Regions from separate parts of the Homo sapiens genome. Here all the other regions are linked to region 1. Evidence: chromatin loops called from intact Hi-C (ENCODE). Cell type or tissue: PC-9. All regions are shown on one strand.

Region 1 (4,000 bases):
CCTTATGATCCGCCTGCCTCAGCCTCCCAAAATGCTGGGATTACAGGTGTGAGCCACCACACCCAACCATCTCATTTATCCTTGAAGTCACACTATACTACACAGACATGAAGGTTGAAAGATGCTAGAGGTGGAGCTGCTTATAATGAAAACCTGGTGGCAACCTAGATGTTTAATATCGTTTAGCTTTAAAGAATGTTGATGCAGCTCTTTATTGATAGGAAGAAAGTTCAGCATATGTTACTTGGTGAGAAAACTGGGCTGTTGAGCAAAATATTTGCTATATGCATAGAAAAAATATGGACTGATAGAAAAAATGGGCAGGGTAATTCTTGAGTGATAGGACTGATAGTGGTTTCATTTTTATTTTTAAATTTTCTGTATCTTTGAAACTTGTTTACGGTGAATCTTGTTTATATATGCAAAAGTTTTGTAAAGAAATTATACTATCAAACTTAATGAAAAGCTAGAATATATACTTACACCAGGTCTTTAGCATTTTAGGTGTCCTATGTCCTTAATTACTGAAGATTTTTTTACATTTTTCATCATCTCTGAGTGTTAAAGTCTCTGTACGTAAAAGCTTTTAGTAAGTTTCACAATCTGGCTTATATTTCAACAACTGAATGCACTAAATATTACTTGGCATTTACAAATGCATGTGGTAATTTGGAAAAGTGCCTTTCTTACAACATAAATCTTCCAAGTAACTTTGAAAGTTGTTGTAGTCATCATCTTGAAAACTAGAAAATGTGAACACTCTAACTTGTATAAAGAAATTCCAAATGTTATTCATCTTATGGTCTATTTTGTAATTTGTTGGAATCATTGAAGTGCTTCAGGGAAATTAATTCGGCAGGGTTTATTTAAGTGCCTAGAGCTTGATAAATTAGAGTGGAGTTTTAGCATGCAGAGAAATGGTGCCGTCATAGGACTGCATCTTTTTGTCTGTACAATTCCAGTATCAGCCTATAAGCTCTGCGAGTTAGGAAACTTGGCTGTGGTTTTCCTGTGGTACTCATAGGACCTCACAGAGTGCAGAATACGTGATACAAGTGATCATGACAAAATAGTGAACTTTTACTCAGCAGTTAATATGTGCAAGGCACATACTATGGTTTTTATGCATTATCTCATTTAAACTTCACAGCAGGTCTCGATAGGTGGTTTTCAACCTTTTGGTAGGGGGCAGGGCTGGACTGTGCTTTGCAATGTATAAGAAAAATTCAGCTGGGCGCGGTGACTCACGCCTGTAATCCCAGCACTTTCGGAGGCCAAGGCGGGCGGATCACCTGAGGTCAGGAATTCGACACCAGGCTGGCCAACATGGCGAAGCCCCGTCTCTACTAAAACTACAAAAATTAGCTGGGCATGGTGGCGTGTGCCTGTAATCCCAGCTACTCAGGAGCTGAGGCAGGAGAATAGCTTGAACCCGGGTGGCGGAGGTTGCAGTGAGCCGAGATCGCTCCACCAGGCACTCCAGCCTGGGCAATGAGTGAGACTCCATCTCAAAATAAAAATCAAAATGGCAAGTGTTTTTTGTTTTTTTTTTAATTCCAAACTGCCCTAAATTTCCATAGTTATGGAAATGCTTTGTAAAGCCGTTCATTAAGTAGACTGATATTCAGGTTAAATTAGAGCATTTTCTTAAAAGTCTGTGTCAATTGTGGGTTAGCTTTTTTGTTTGTTTTTGACAGAGATGAGGTCTCACTGTGTTGCCCAGGCTGGTCTCAAATTCCTGAGCTCAAGGGATCCTCCTGCCTTAGCCTCCCAAAGTGCTAGGATTACAGGCATGAGCCATCATGCCCAGCCAGAATGTGGGTTTGAACAAATTGAGATAACAGTGAGAAAAAACACCAGAGTTCTTTAGGGTTACATCGACAACTTTCTTTGTAAGAATGATCTTTTCAATGTTTGCCATGTTTTACTTTGCTGTCTATAATGTGCAGAATTCCTGCTAGTGATTGAGTAATTCAGGAATCCCCAGTCCCTGGGCCACAGACTGGTATTTGTCTGTGGCCTGTTAGGAGCCAGGCTGCACAGCAGGAGGTGAGTGGTAGGCAAGCAGGCATTATCACCTGAGCTCTGCCTCCTGTCGGATGAGTGGCAACATTAAACTCTCATAGAAGAGCAAGTCCTACTGTGAACTGATCATGTGAGGGATCTAGGTTGAGTACTCCTTATCAGAATCTAATTGCTGATGATCTGAGGTGGAACAGTTTTCTCCCAAAACCATCTCCCCCGGCCCCTGGTCTATGGAAAAATTGTCTTCCATGAAACTGGTCTCTGGTGCCAAAATGGTTGGTACAGCCAGGATACTAAATAGAACAATTCAGAGGCCAGGTAAGCACACAGATACTCCTAATGTAGTGCAGGATGTGCTGAGGCTGAAGGTGCTGGCATTTATGCTGGGCTTGAAGGATTTTTGACAAGTTAAGGAAAGTAGTATTAGCGTAAAATTTTGAAGGAAGGTCTTGAGAACAGATTGGTTTTTAAAAATACTGTGGGTAATTATGGAGTTATTGGAATTACTACCTGTTACTCATTCCAAATAGATCACCACCTTTAGGAGAAAGTTCTTTAGATGTCTTGGCACGGTGGCTTACACCTGTAATCCCAGCACTCTGGGAGGCCAAGATGAGGATCGCTTGAGCTTAGGAGTTTGAGACCAGCCTGGGCAACACAGACCTCATCTCTACAAAAAAAAAAAATTTAAAAATTAGCTGGGCATGGTGGCTTGCACCTGTAGTCTCAACTACTCAGGAAACTGAGGTGGGAAGACAGCTTGAGCCTAGGAGGTTGAAGCTGCAGTGAGCTATGAGCCCACCACTGCACTCCAGCCTGGGTGACAGAGTGAGACCCTCTCTCAAAAACAAAAAACAAAACCAAAAAAAGCTTCAAAATTATCTGGATTCCTCAATCTGCTCTTTGCTGCTTCCAACACATTTTAAATTTGGCATATTTCTGATTTCAGATTGTTTTCTAGAGCAGTGTCATGGACATATTTTTTCCTGAATCTAATTGAAAGCACACATTAGAAAACCTGTCTGGTTTCTTAGAGTCATTCTGTTTTGCAGGAACAAATGTTCTCTGATTCCTCAAAGAACTTCTCTTCTTTTGGACTGCTAAAGCTTTTCTTAGGAACTGTGCCATTTCTGTCTGCTCATATTTATAGAGGGAGGGCTATGGAATTGAGGAATGAGATGGGGTCTATTAGAAGTTGTAAGATTTGTATTCAAATATTTTAGTCCAGGCCGACCACAGTGGCTCATGTCTGAACCCCAGCACTTGGGGAGGCTGAGGCAGGTGGATTGCTTGAGCTCAGGAGTTTGAGACCAGCCTGGGCAACACGGTGAGATCCCATCTCTAAAATTTAAAAAAACAAAAACAAAACCCCAAATATTTCTGTCCAAAATAAAAAAGCGGAAGGAAAAGCTGTAGTTATTGTTCTACAGTTTGCTATTTCTACACTTTGCTAATTCAGAATTCTGTCACCCAAGGAATATGTGCATTGGAGGTGACTGCCAGATGCTCTTTTCCTTGCCAGGAGCAGTGTGGAATTCATGGGAGCAGTGCCCTTTTCTTGCTGGGCACCTTGGCACTGGCTGCGCACACCTGTACTCTTGGCCTCCCTTGTTTGCTTGGTGTGCTGTTGGTGTGGTGCCTTTTGTGGTGACACCAAGTGGGAATCAGGTAGACTTGACATACCCTCACCATCACCCTTTATTCCTCTGAATTAGGAACTGTGAATGGGATTTTGTTGGGATCTCTTCCAGACATTTTCCTGGCAGACAAGAAGGCAGCTTGTTGACATCACTGGTCCAATTGGCCTTCCTTCAAATTTGTCCCCTCTGACTTAACACTCTAAGAGATATCCTGAAATTTCTAGCTTGAGGATACCATCTTACCACAGTTTCCTATGCAGATACAAGTTTTCCCTTAATTGTATATTCTGCAGTTTATTTTGATGGGACATCGATACATTGCTCAAGATATGGAT
Region 2 (4,000 bases), 54 kb before region 1:
CCCTGCTTCCCATTTTTATGTTCTTCCAGAAGCAGCAACATAACTCACAGCATAGCCCTTGTCTGAGAGGCAGAGATTGAAGCAGCTTCCACCCACTGGGAGGAGTTTGGATGGCGTGAGGTACTGTGTTGTTAAGGTACCTTCATTAGGAAGGTTGGTCTGGAGAGACCTTTGACAGAATGTATTTGTTTTGCTGGATTGAGAGAATTGAATGTTTATATAGCTTTGGTTAAAATTCCATTTTTGTTGCAGAGAGATTATTGTCTGAAGAAATACTCAAGCACTTGAGTGAGAAGAGGTAGATGCTGACAAGGAGAGAAGGAGTGTATTTTAGTTTCTTATGCTTGTTCAGAACTTGGTCTGTGGTATGGATTTTAAGTCTGATGTCCTTTTTAACTTGGAAGAAAATGTCCTGAAGTCTATTTAGGGGCACATGTTAGTTAGTGTTCTGGTTTGGCTGAGAATTCTGTAGATGTATTCCTATATTCCGTGATGGAATATTATTATTATTTTTTTCGAGATAGAGTCTCACTCTTTCATCCAGGCTGAAGTGCAGTAGCATGATCATGGCTCACTGTAGCCTTGAACTCCCAGGCTCAAGTGACCCTTCCACCTCAACCTCCTGAGTAGCTAGGACTACGGGCATGTGCCACCACCCCCGGCTAATTAAAAAAATTTTTTTTTGTAGAGACTGGGTCTCGCTCTGGTGCCCAGGCTGGTCTTGAATGCTTGGTCTCAAGCAGTCTTTCCACCTCAGCCTCCCAAAATGTTGGGATTACAGATGTGAGTTGCTGTGCCCGCCCTGCTGCATTTCTTTTTTCATCAGTCTAGAGGTTTCTAACCTGGAATTTTCTTTCTTTCTTTTTTTTTTTTTTTTGAGATGGAGTTTCGCTCTTGTTGCCCAGGCTGGAGTGCAGTGGCACGATCTTGGCTCACCGCAACCTCTGCCTCCTGGGCCCAAGCGATTCTCCTGCCTCAGCCTCGGCAGTATCTGGGATTACAGGCATGCGCCACCACGCCCGGCTAATTTTGTATTTTTGGTAGAGACAGGGTTTCACCATGTTGGTCAGGCTGGTCTTGAACTTCCGACCTCAAATGATCCACCCGCCTCGGCCTCCCAAAGTGCTGGGATTATGGGCATGAGCCACCGTACCTGGCTAACCTGGAATTTTCTTAATCCTAAAGAGTGGAGAATGTAATAGAGATTATTAAGCTTTTAAAAAAAAAACAGCTTTGTTGAGATATCATTCATATACCATTCACTTCACCTCCTGAAAGTGTACAAATGAATGGTTTTTAGTATGTTCACAGGTTGTGCAGCCATTACAGCAGTAAATCTTAGAACATTTTCATTACACCCAAAAGAAAACCCCATATCCATTGTAAGGGTTTTTTTTTTTAAATACTCAAAGAAGTTTAACTTTTTTGTTTGTGATAAAGCTGTACAGGCTAATATCAAGGTTTTAAAATTCAGGCTAGGATTGGGAGTTAAATTATTTTTTTAAAGGGAAAATGAACTGATAATAAACAATGTTACATCCAGTCTTTCAAATGAGATGGAAACAAGCATGTACATCTCTGCTTTGCTCCATCCTCATTTATCAACGTAACATCCATTCTGTGATGAGTGGTGGCCAGTGATGATTGGTGGCCAGTGATGGATGCCATATTTCAGGGACTTATTTTGAATTAAATGGGTAATAAACTGACTAATATTTCTGCTCAGTGGGTAGGTGTGCTTTATTCTGTTTGAAATGGGAGAACTTAGTTCAGAGAACTTTTTCCATAGATGCATGATCCTTTTTGGTACATACTCGAATTAGGCTGTTGTGCAGCTAATTCAGCTTTGCTGTATTTCTTTTGAAGTAAGCATCCTGATTTAATGGCTTTTCCAAGGACTGCCTTTAGTGTGGCCTTGCTAACCTGATAGATGTCACTTTACTCAACATAGGTTGTAGCTCAGCCTGGGCTTTAGAAGTTTGGGATTGAAAATGAGACTGTAAGATCCCAGTTGGCCCAAGGAAGGCGAGTCCGTTTACTCATGATTCATCTTGAGGAAGAAGAGATGCTGAGACAGCTGGCACCTGGCGTTATTCCAGGGGCCACATTACTTTCCGCCAGCCATGGCTTCCAGGTGTTAGATCCTTTCATGAATACCAGGAAAGCAGTGATCTATTAATAACTTTACCCCAGCTACAGTTCATGCTTCTAGAGTTACCATTGTGTGGATTTCCAGAACTTCTTTTCCTTTGACACTTATCTTTATCATTGTGGAATTATGCCCATGGGCCACCCAGCTCTCACACACCCAAAGCCACGGACTCTAGGAAGACACTCAGTTTGGCGGTTAATCCCTTCCCTTGGGAACTTTTGGAATTATCACTTTATTTATCTAATCCTCTTCAAATAAGAGTTTGTATACTTTTCACTGCATGCTTAAAAAAAAAAAAGAAAAGCCAAAGACAAATACACAGAAAAACTAACACAACACCCACGAAACCCCCATGACCTCAAACAAAAATCTTACCCACTGTTGCCTAAGACTTTGTGCTCTCTGAATATGTGAACGAAGGAATGCTTTGAGTGGCTCTGCTGTGGGGAACTGCACAGTTTTGGGTTATCCAATATATGGCCTTCTTTTCTCCCTTTCCTGCTGGACTGATTTGTCCTGTTTCCTTAGTTATTAGTACTTCCACAAGAAGGGGGAAGGAATTAAATTTGAAGGGCGATTCCCACCTTTTTTTTTTTTTGAGATGGAGTCTCACTCTGTCGCCCAGGGTGGAGTGCAGTGGCGCGATATCGGCTCACTGCAAGCTCCGCCTCCCGGGTTCACGCCATTCTCCTGCCTTAGCCTCCCGAGTGGCTGGGACTACAGGCGCCCGCCATCACGCCCGGCTAATTTTTTGTATTTTTAGCAGAGACGGGGTTTCACCGTGTTAGCCAGGATGATCTCGATTTCCTGACCTTGTGTTCCGCCGGCCTCGGCCTCCCAAAGTGCTGGGATTACAGGCGTGAGCCACCGTGCCCGGCCGGCGATTTCCACTTTCTAGCAACAGTTGGCGTAGAAACCCTGGCCCAGCCAGCGACAGTTAGCCAGCGACAGTTGGGGAATATCTGTTTATCGTTATTTCTACTTTGATTCCTCAAAAGGTGATTCTGTTTTGACGTGAAAAAAACAACCCAACTTTGGTTTATGAACCAGCCCAACTCTGACAAGTGTGTTCCTGTTCCGCCTACATCAGTTCTAGGTTCTCTAACTTCAGTGTGCAGAAGATTCAACCAAGGAAGTTCCTGGGCTCTACCCCTTGAGATTCAGTTTTAATAGGACAGGGGCTAAAAGATTGCATTTAGTCCCCAGGTCCTTCTGATGTGGATTAACTAGGGGCTGACTTTGAGAAACACTGCCCTGGAATGTGCACTTGCTATTCAGGTACCAGCCCAGCCTTTTCTGTGACTAAATGCTTGGCAGTTAACAATGTATAATTATGGTGTGTGTCGTTTCCAAGGCAACATGCATCTGTCACTCCCGCTGAGGCTGGGAAGATTGAAAGGGGCCATGGAGAGGCTGCAGTCACAATGAGGCCTCCAGATTCATGTCATCAAAGTGCTTCATGATGACTGGATTTTCACACCATTTATCCAAGGGCCCTAGTCAATGGCAGCAGCAAGAATGAAAGTAGACACATTGGAAGCTAGAGAGTCACTGGGTGACTTTTGGAGGTAGCAACAAGCTCATGAAGAAGGCATTCAGTGGCTTGCACTCCCCACCCATCCTCTCAAGTCAGTTTTGTTTAGAATAATTAGGATGTGGGGGAATGTGAGAGGACCTGGCAAGGCTTCTGAAAACAGTGGTTAACTGTGGTAAACGTGTGCCTGCTATTCCTCAGTTCTCCTCTGGGATGGTGCTGTTAAAGGTCACCTGTTCTCACTTGCAGTGGGCTTGACGTGACATTTATTTAGCACTTACTATGTGATGGAAACTTTCACATAGATTATCTTG
Region 3 (4,000 bases), 62 kb before region 1:
GGTGTCTTGTTTAGAATAAATTAGGGTGACAGTGTGTTTTCATATCATACCTTCACCACTATTCAAGGATTAACTGCTATTCATCATTAGGCATTGAGGTCTACTGGTCCAGCTGAGCCCCAGCACCCCTTCTCACCCCATACCCCAGGGAAACTTCCCCACCGTCTGTCCTTCTCACATTGTTTCTGCCTATCCTGAAGGTTTTGTTTTTCCTATTCCTCCTTAGCCTGTACTCAAGGGAAACAAGCTTCCTTGTTTCCCTCCTTTGTACTCCCTCAGTTCTGTGGAGTCAAGTCCCAGGAGAGCAGAGAAGATAGGGTCCAATGCTATTTCCAGACCCCAAGCACCATTTCCTCTTAGACCCAGCTGTTACAGTGGCTTTTTATTTCTTGAGGGTTTAAAAATCATTTAATGCTATTCACTTATAGTTAATTGTGATTGTTTTCATTGTTGGCCTGGTTTCTATAGGAGACCCAAAGAGCAGTACTTACTTTCAGAATGGAAATAGCCCAGAAGACTCACACTTGAATTGCCAGCAAGGTCTCCTTCAGTGACTGCACTGATGTTAGAGGAGGGTAATGAATGGAGGACTTATGAGGTGAGGCTGTGTGAGGGCAATGGGGCAGGACAGATCCACAAGCAGTGAATAGCCAAACAAGTGAATGATAAACATGCCCTCCTTAACCTGCAGATTCAAAGGGGACATTGTAGGTCATCCTATTATATATTTCACTTCTGTAGCTTCGTGAAGTAAATTTAGCTGCTGACTTCAGGAATGGGCTGAGCAGACCGAAATGCAACCTGCAATTGTGCTGTTGAAGATCTAGGCACCTCTTTTACTGTGGCATCTGAGTTGGGTCTCTGTCACTTGCAACCTAAGAGTACTGACAAATACTTTGGTGCCCGAGGGCAAGTGTCAGAGACCCAACTTGAAATAGCTTAGGCTAGAAGGGGCGTGCCTTGCCTTATGTGACCCCACATCCTGTGCCAAAAGAGTGTGGCTATAGCAGGGCCTCAGGGATCCCTGGAATCAGCACCCCTCAACCCCATTCCCACCCCTGCCTCTGTCCCCTCTCTCAAACCAGCTAGAACTGGGTCTTGGGCAGCTACCAGGCTCCTGGTTTCCCAATTCTCACCCAGAGAGGAAGGTCTACCTCCCCTCCCCCAACTCTAAAAACCCCAGAGTCTCTGAATAGCCCTGATGAGGAGACATTTCCACCTCTAGGGGAGTAGCTATTACCAGAATGACCTGGTTGGAGTGGGTGGGGAGGGTAGGAGGGAAGGCTGTGCCCTGTTGATCAGACCACTTATGGATCCACTACTGGAGTACCAGGCCACAGCGTTCTGCTCAAGGAAATGGGAGGCCTACCTTCATGTGAGCCAGCACCCCCTCTCTGTTGGACTGCAGACAAAAAAAAAATCCTTTTTTTGAATACACAGTGTTTGAGTAATGTCCAAATATGATAGTTGGGACAGCAGAAATAATTTCTGGACTTTCCTTCCACTCCCTTCTAGGGCATCAGAGTTCACAGAATCTATGTCATTAACATATTTATATATTCCTTATTCTGAAAAGTATTAAGACACTGGATGCCTGGGTAAGGAAAGAGATTCACAAGCCAAGTGACACCACTGCGATCATTGTAAATGACGTCTCCAACATTCCAGAATGTGAGAGTCCAAGTTTCCTTATTTCAAAACTGAGTCAAAGAACCAATGAATATGTAGTAAGCCAACTTCTGGCAATTCATTCTTTCTAGGTTAACAACAGGGATTAAATATAGCCATGAATAGAACCTGTTCTCTTACTCACTCTAAAGATATTTTTCATAACCAATTCCTTTGTATATGGGTCTCCCTTTTGCTTTTTGAATCGGATCTTTTGTTTTTTTTTTTTTTTTGAGGCAGAATCTCCTTCCGTTGCCCAGGCTGGAGTACAGTGGTGCGATCTCACCTGACTGCGACCTCCGCCTCCCAGATTCAAGCGATTCTCCTGCTTCAGCCTCCCGAGTAGTAGCTAGGATTACAGGCATCCGCTACCATGCCTGGCTAATTTTTGTATTTTTTAGTGGAGACGGGGTTTCGCCATGTTGACCAGGCTGGTCTTGAACTCCTGACTTCAGGTGATCCGCCCATCTCGGGCTTCCAAAGTGCTGGGATTACAGGCATGAGCCACCATGCTCAGACTTCATTGGATTTTTTTTTTTTTTTTTTGAGACTGAGTCTCGCTTTGTCACCAGGCCTGAGTCCAGTGGTGTGATCTCAGCTCACTGCAACCTCCACCTCCTGGGTTCAAGTGATTCTCCTGCCTCAGCTTCCCAAGTAGCTGGGACTACAGGCATGTACCACCACACCCAGCTAATTTTTGTATTTTTAGTAGAGATGGGGTTTCACCATGTTGGCCAGGATGGTCTCCATCTCTTGACCTTGTGATCCACCCACCCCTGCCTCCCAAAGTGCTGGGATTATAGGCGTGAGCCTCCCGTGCCCAGGCCACTGGATCTTTTTAAGAACAACTTCACTGAGTTAGAACTTACTTTCTGTAAAATTCACTAATTTTAGTATACAATTCAACAACTTTTAGTAAATTAACAGAATTTTACTGTCATCACCACCATCTAGTTTTAGAACATTTCCCTCACCCCAGAAAGATCCTTTATGGCATTTGCAATTACTTCCTGTTAGCGTTCCCAGCCCTGGACAACCACCAATCTACTTTTTGTCTTTATAAATTTACCTTTTCTGGATGTGTCTTAGAAATAGAATCCTGGCCAGGCGTGGTGGCTCATGCCTGTAATCCCAGCACTTTGGGAGGCACAGGCCGGAGGAACGTTTGAGGCCAGCAGTGCAAGACCAGCCTGGGCAACACAGAGACTCTGTTTCTACAAGAAATACAAAAATTAGTTGGGTGTGGTGATGCACACCTGTAGTCCCAGCTACTCAGGAGGCTGAGGTGGGAGGATCACTTGAGCCCAGGAGTTTGAGGCTGCAGAGAGCTATGATGGTGCCACTACACTCCAGCCTGGGCAACAGAGAAAGACTCTGTCTCTTAAAAAAAAGAAAAAAAAAAAGGAATGGAATCATATAATGTGTGGTCTTTTCTGTCTGACTTTCACTTAACAAAATGTGTTTGAGCTTCATCCATGCTTCACCATGGATCAGCTTGCTATTCCTTTTTATTGCTGGGTAGTATTCCATTATATGGAATTGCCACAGATTATTTACCTAGTTGACAAACATTTCTGTTTTACTTTTTCCACAATTACAAATGCTACTTCTATAAATATTCGGTCTTTGTGTGGACATATGTTTTCATTTCTCTCGTAGGTGGGAATAGCATTGCTGAGTCATGTGGTAAATGTACATTTAACTTTGTAAGAAATTGTCACACTGCATTTCACAATGACTATACCATTTTACATTTTCACCAATAATGTTTGAGGATTGGATCTCTATGTTTAAACTTGATGGGCCCTTTTGGGTTTCAAGATAGGTGAAACTTAAGGAATGGACTTTGGAGGAAGATGTGAAGGGGCTTACCCATACACGGTCACTTGGGGTCAGTTGCTGGGCACTCTGTGAGGTGGTTTTTCTCTTCAGAGGTGAACACGGTGGTGTGTTTAGACGGTGGTATTGTAATGAACATCAAAAGATAAGTAACACAGAACAGGACAAGCATTTTAGAGATCATCTTAAAAATAACCTCGATTTAAGGGATAATTGCATGGAGTTTCTTAGTCCTAGAGTGATTTTTATATTCCAGAGGTAGCTTGTTTTGATTAAGCCATGCTTTTTAAATTGAATGGAGTTAGGGCAGGAGGTAACCTTGGGACTTTTCTTTGGTAGGCTTATTGGAGCATGTGAGTCGTGGATTTGACAGACCAGAAAGTAGTGCTGCCAGAACCACAGCCAATTTTGTGTCAGTCAGTGCCGCTGGCTCTGGCTGATTCATAGACTAAGATCAATCCTGGTTGATGGCAGGTTTTATTCTCAAAGGAGA

The links. Peaks named below come from ENCODE experiments on the same cell type or tissue, not always from the same donor. Only the 100,000 strongest peaks of a DNase experiment are listed, where the experiment ranks them.
Region 2: it touches region 1 in a loop (5-fold over the local background); 5 of 110 quality-filtered maps call a loop at or near these places.
Region 3: it touches region 1 in a loop (2.5-fold over the local background); 3 of 110 quality-filtered maps call a loop at or near these places.

What each region holds. Positions count from the first base shown.
Region 1 is chr5:34,734,891-34,738,890 of GRCh38, forward strand. The region is part of intron 2 of RAI14 (retinoic acid induced 14); the gene reads left to right. Among named protein-coding and RNA genes, the nearest start is that of RAI14, 81 kb to the left of the region's middle. RefSeq lists enhancers at 811-1,311, 1,312-1,812, 1,819-2,358. In PC-9, no CTCF peak of the experiment used is centred here; DNase peaks (open chromatin) are centred at 1,235 and 1,991; H3K27ac peaks cover 2,097 bases.
Region 2 is chr5:34,680,996-34,684,995 of GRCh38, forward strand. All of the region lies in intron 1 of RAI14 (retinoic acid induced 14), which reads left to right. Among named protein-coding and RNA genes, the nearest start is that of RAI14, 27 kb to the left of the region's middle. In PC-9, no CTCF peak of the experiment used is centred here; DNase peaks (open chromatin) are centred at 2,126 and 3,476; H3K4me3 peaks cover 482 bases; H3K27ac peaks cover 4,000 bases.
Region 3 is chr5:34,672,702-34,676,701 of GRCh38, forward strand. The region is part of intron 1 of RAI14 (retinoic acid induced 14); the gene reads left to right. Among named protein-coding and RNA genes, the nearest start is that of RAI14, 18 kb to the left of the region's middle. In PC-9, no CTCF peak of the experiment used is centred here; a DNase peak (open chromatin) is centred at 1,720; H3K27ac peaks cover 3,759 bases.